Regions from separate parts of the Homo sapiens genome. Here region 1 is linked to region 2. The links are chromatin contacts, found by Hi-C in ENCODE. All regions are on one chromosome and are shown on one strand. The core of a region is the stretch at or near the end of the contact, and the rest is flanking DNA. Distances in the headings are between cores, read along the strand shown. Region 1 overlaps MAD1L1 (mitotic arrest deficient 1 like 1). Region 2 overlaps MAD1L1 (mitotic arrest deficient 1 like 1).

Evidence for each region. Hi-C counts contacts between places; a loop is a spot of excess contacts on that map. Pooled maps may share reads with other maps.
Region 1: a loop to region 2 is called in a map of heart left ventricle, with 2.1 times the contacts of the local background. The contact joins two enhancer-like sites. A Hi-C loop is called at or near these places in 1 of 168 maps with a recorded cell type or tissue (heart left ventricle), 4 of 37 single-sample maps with no recorded cell type and 7 of 50 pooled maps.

What each region holds. Positions count from the first base shown.
Region 1 is chr7:2,208,344-2,211,043 of GRCh38, reverse strand. The region is part of intron 10 of MAD1L1 (mitotic arrest deficient 1 like 1); the gene reads left to right. Among named protein-coding and RNA genes, the nearest start is that of MAD1L1, 23 kb to the left of the region's middle. RefSeq lists enhancers at 1,118-1,267, 1,763-2,296. Within about 2 kb of position 1,405, at least 2 of the 41 ENCODE cell types and tissues checked have a DNase peak (open chromatin) inside an H3K27ac peak, as active enhancers do.
Region 2 is chr7:1,911,412-1,914,140 of GRCh38, reverse strand. All of the region lies in intron 17 of MAD1L1 (mitotic arrest deficient 1 like 1), which reads left to right. Among named protein-coding and RNA genes, the nearest start is that of MIR4655, 69 kb to the right of the region's middle. RefSeq lists enhancers at 559-1,192, 1,193-1,826, 2,004-2,504. Within about 2 kb of position 1,325, at least 2 of the 41 ENCODE cell types and tissues checked have a DNase peak (open chromatin) inside an H3K27ac peak, as active enhancers do.

The sequences.
Region 1 (2,700 bases), core at 156-2,655, 300 kb before region 2:
CCCTGCCCCCCGCCACCAACAGTAAGACCTGTGTCAAGTCACTGCGCTGCTCTGGGCCAGTGTTCTCTTTATTGAAAGGGGGACACGGAGCTCTTCTCCCCAACTGCGTGTGAAGATCCGACGTGATCGTGTACTTGTGGAGGGCCCTGTGAGTTGGAGAGGGGCTGGTGCGAGCGTCCTCTCTGAGCAGCCGGAGGCTGATGGCCAGGAAGGTGGATGGAGCCGTCCTCGCTGTGGGGGTCGACCCCTAGTCTCCTGCGTTGGCCTTGGCTGTGGGCCTGGTAGAGGGCAGGTTTCCTCACGTGCTGGGTTGCCTGCCATGCCTGGGCCCCTTCAGGGCTCCCCGCTGCTCCTTGTGTTGTGCTCCACAGGGCGGGTGTCTGAGTGTGGTTCTGCATCAGGCCGTGATCTCGGGTGACTCACGCTGGACGTCAGTGGGGTGGTGCTCATGCCGCAGTCCACGGGAATGCGGGCTGGCGGTCCCGAATACGGCTCCTAGAGAGTCCACGGGAATGCGGGCTGGCGGTCCCGAATACGGCTCCTAGAGAGTCCACGGGAATGCGGGCTGGCGGTCCCGAATACGGCTCCTAGAGAGTCCACGGGAATGCGGGCTGGCGGTCCCGAATACGGCTCCTAGAATCACCGGGAGGGTTTGGTAAACGTGTGCATTTCTGGCTGCGCACAGTGGCTCACACCTGTAGTCCCAGTGGTTTGGGAGGCTGCCGCAGGGGGATTGCTCGAGCCTAGATGTTTGAGATCAGCCTGGGGAACGCAGTTGAGACCCCGTGTGTACCAAAACAAAAATTAGCGGTGCTCAGTGGTGTGCACCTGTAGTCCCAGCTACTCAGGAGGCTAAGGTGGGAGGATCACCTGAGCCCAGGAGGAGCTGTGATTGCACCACTGCACTCCAGTGACTGAGTGAGTCCCTGTCTCTAAAAAACAAAAACAAAAACCAAAGTGGATTTCTGGGTAAACCTGAGATGCACTGGGCTTTCTTTTCTGTTTTTAGGGACCAGGTTTGGGGTAGTTCTTAGGAATTTCCCGTGTCTGGCAGCATTGAATGTGGTGGTGAAGTCGGCGACAGGGACACAGATGTGGTGAGAAGCTGGGGCCACGGGGGCCCCCATGGGAGGGCTGAGTGCATTTGCTGTTCTTGTGTGGAGACATGCGTGCCTCTGTGGGCGAGCTTGGGGATCCCCTCCTCTCAGCCGTGGGGACCTGAGGTGACATCAGATGTCCTGGAAGCAGAGGGCTCTGTGGCTGGGAGTGCCCTGGGCCTGTGCCGGGTGGGCTGGCGTCTGCTTGCCTTCGGGCCCAGGCTTTGCTGGGATTTGGGGCTTGCCGAGGCCCGAGGCCCCGTGGGTGTGGAGGAGCTGCTGCCACTAGGTGGTGCCCCCGCCTTGGTGATCCTTCCCACAGCAGCTTCCCTTGGGTCTCTCTGGCCTAGTGGACCGCTGCTCTCCCACCATGGGACTTGCTTGCTGACACTGGGGTTTTGGTCGATGGGGATGTGAGGGGCTTGTGGCCACTGTTCCTGACTGCCTTCAGGGGGGCGCTTCTGGCTGTCCCATGCCTGCCTTGTTTCTGACCAGTGTCCTGGGGCCCTCAGGCCTGTGGGCTCTGGGCTGTGAGCTCCTGGCGTTGAGGTCAGACGTCCTTTGTGTGGGCCCTTCCCTAAGGACAGGGTGCTGACGTCCTGCAGTCCTCAGAGGGCTCTTCGGCCTCGCCCCGGGCTTGGATAAACCCTGGCTGAGCCCCAGGAGAGAGTGGCCTGGTCACCCTCTTCCCCATGTAGGGCTTCTTATGTCTTAGGAGAGGAGGCTGGGCAGGCTGGCTGGGGTGGGTCAGTGAAACCATGGGAAGACCCTGTGGAACGAGGTCCTTATGTGTCACACAGGCCTGGGCACATGTGACATGTGCAGCACACGGGTTCACGCAGGCTGGGGGCATGTTAGTTTCTACGACTTTGAAGTCACAGGCAAGGAGGGACACAGTGCGTGTGGATGAGCCTGCGTGAACACACGTGGGGAAGGGCAGGATGCCAGTGCCGGGAGTGTGGTGTGGACACCCTCATCCTTAGGGTGCTGGAAGTTGGGCTGAGGGAGTTAGCAGCAGTGCGAGGCGTGTGTCTGGAGGCAGCGATGTGATCAGCTTGGTCTCCCAGGAGCATGGTCTGTCTCGGGGAGTGACTTACGGGTGAGGAAAGCGGAGGCCAGCACACACCCTTTGAGGTACGTGTCATCCTCGGCAAGACCTCGGGCACAGGAGGGGGAGGAGGAGTAATACAGAGAGGCCAGTGGGAAAGATGGCGTGAGGCTGGAGCCCATCTGGGAATGCAGGATGCTTGCTTCTCTTTGGAAAATCACCTGTTTCAGTAGAATGAAAGGGGGTGCAGGCCATCTCTGTAGGCGAACAGCACAACCATTTGTAACAATCCAAGACTCGTTTGTGATTTAAAGTTCTCAGCAAGCTAGGAAGAGAAGAGAACTTCCTCAACCAGCTAAATGATACCTGCAGAAAACCAGCTGATATAATACAAGGTGGACGGACTGCATCCCTGACATGGAGACCAGGCAGGGTGTCTGTTCCCTGCACCCCTGGTTGCACTGTACTGGAGATCTTCACCAGTATAATTAGGGAAGCAAAAAGAAAAGATGGACAGACTGGAAAGGAGGAAGTAAAACTGTACCTGGAGACAAC
Region 2 (2,729 bases), core at 76-2,575:
GCCAGTGAGGGCGTGTGGCAGAGTGGAGAGTATGTCCCCCATTGTGGGGTCGGGCCTGGGACCTGGACGCGGTGCCTGGGCTTGCAGGAGAGGAGAGGTGGACAGGCGTGCTGGGGGGGGAGACCTGCCCACGCTGCCCTGGGAGCTTGTCTACCCTCTCCCCCCCCAGCATGGCGTCCAGCAGGACATGGGGCGTTCCCTCCAGCGTGGCCACCCAGGACTCCAAGCAGGGCCCAGGAGGAACTGTGAGGGGGCATGACTGAGTCTGTGGCGTTTCCTGCAGGATTCTTCCCATAGGGGTGAAGTCTGTATGGCGGAGGCAGCCAGGGAGCCTCCCCTCCACTCCCCACGGAATCCGGACGGCCTGCATTGCAGCCCCAGTGGCTCTGCTGTGTCCCCGACCAGCTGCTTCCCTCTCAGCCTCAGCTTTGTCCTGGGGGAGAGGCCACTGGGGGCTGCTCTCCCTCCCCCCATAGCAGCTGTAAATCATGAAATCCTCATGGTGTCAGCCGAGGGCTCCCCCTCCCCGCCACTTCTAGAGCCAGAGCCCCTGCGAGGTCCCAGGTTGCTGACCCCACGCCAACCCCCAGGACGCCAGGGCCATCTCCAGGACCTGGGGGAGCAAGGGGCCTGGCTGCCGCTACAGCTCCCAGAAGGTAAAGCCTTTGGCCTCAGAGAGCCTCCCCCGACGGTTCCCTTCTCCAGGCCGGGCGTGCACGCGCGGATTCCTCCTCATGCAGAGCCCGTCTGCCCTGATGGATCCCCCACCCCACGCCACCCCAGGCCGCTTCCTCCGGGTGGAGTGCTCCTCAGCACTCAGGGGTCCTCCCTGCACCCACCCCGCCCAGAACCCTGCTCCTTGCCCCTCTCCTTCCAGAGCCCTGTGTCTGGCTGCTCCAATTACTGGAGCAGTTCCGTGTCCTCTTCCCGAGTCTCCTGCTATCTGAAGAGTTCATTACATAGGAATCCGAGGCCTCGCTGCCTACATTAGCAGGTTTTCATAGACTGCCACATCTCCAAAAGGGGAAAAGAGACAGGAGATTTAAAACTCTCGTCTTGCCGAAAGCAGACAGATTGACTCGAAAATGACCCAGTCAATAAAAGATGAGCTCTGGAAAGGCTTCCCTCTTCTCAGAGGGGGCTCGCCTGCCGGGGAGCTGAGGTTCTGCAAGCCTCGGTGGGAAATTAATCATGAACGCGGCATGCAAAGCGGCCGGAGCCCACACAGCCCCGCCCCCACGTCTCCCAGGACCTCGCCGCCGCCACCCCAGGCCTCTCTCCACGGACCAGCTGCTGGGCATGTTCCTGGAGGGAAGCTTCCGGAAACAGATGAGGTGGCCGTGTTCTGTGGTCACGTCTTGACTCGGCTGTGATATCGCTGTGGGGCACTGCTCCCTCTGGAGTGTTTCTGGCTCTGGGAGGTGCGTGCGCGGTGGGCTCCCTGCCTGCACAGGGGCCCTGGCTGTGGGCCTGTGAGGCTGGGTCTGCCTGGAGCTGGTGGGATGAGAGGGGAGTGCTCTGAGGACCGTTCCCCCACTGGTGCAGGGATGGGGAGCACAGGGTCCCGGTGGCTCTGATGCATCGGCGGCAGGGACCGCAGCCCTGCCTGTGCCAGGAGGAGCCGTGAGAGGATGGGCACCCCTTGCCCTCTGTGGGCTGGCATCTCCGTGCAGGGCCTGCAGTCTCTGCAGTGGCCACCCATTCTTATCTCTCCTGGTGCCCACACCTGCCGCCTGCCTCACCTCACCCAAACAGGAGGAGTCACCTCTGACCCCAACTGCTTCCTTTTACCAGAGTTTCTCAGCTCATGTTCCCCAAAAGGATAGGTTAAGTTTTCCTTTTGAGCCACACATGCCCCCATTTGCTGTCTGTCTCTCAGATGGCCATCCTTCATCCAGTCGACAGGGCTGGCCTTGCGGTTTCCACTGCTGACACACACGGAGCTGGCTGGTTCTGGGGTCTGTACCCGCACGCAGGGCCCCTGCCGCCATCTGGACCCCTGCCACCCCAGTTTCCCCCACTTCAGGATTTTGGGTCAGAAGGAAACTATCCCGACAGCTATGTGTACTCCTGCAGACTTCTGGGTTTGGCCATGGTTCCCGTCAGCCCCCAGACCCCCGACAAGTGTCTGAGGGGATGTGGAACCCAGCCCACTCCCACCACTTCTGCCCTGCAGCTGCATGGAGGGCGGGTTGGACAGGTGAGGCCCAGCCCCTGCCTTCAGGCAGCTCACACAGTGAGGGAAGCAGCCCTGCAAAGGTGGCCGCAGCTGGAAAGGCGTGTGTGTGCCGCAGAGGTTCAGACCCAGTCCAGGGGAGAGGGATAGGATGCCCAAGAGGGGCTTCATCTGGAGGTGACGCCGGACTGGAGAGGGTTGGGATGCCCAAGAGGGGCCTCATCTGGAGGTGACGCCAGACTGGAGACGGTTGGGATGCCCAAGAGGGGCCTGTTCTGGAGGTGACGCCGGACTGGAGAGGGTTGGGATGCCCAAGAGGGGCCTCATCTGGAGGTGACGCCGGAGTCTGGCCTTGCAGAAGTTCGCTGGTGAACATCGTCCCCTGGCAGAAGGCAAATGTGCCCGCCACATTGTGGCAGCAGAAATGAGCACCATGCGTTCTGAGTGTGCCTGGGGTGTCTGGGAGGACTGTGGACTTGTAGCGGCAGAGGACAGAACACCTGGGCTGCACACGAGTGACTGTGCTGGGCAATGGCGCTTCCCTTCCGAAGCT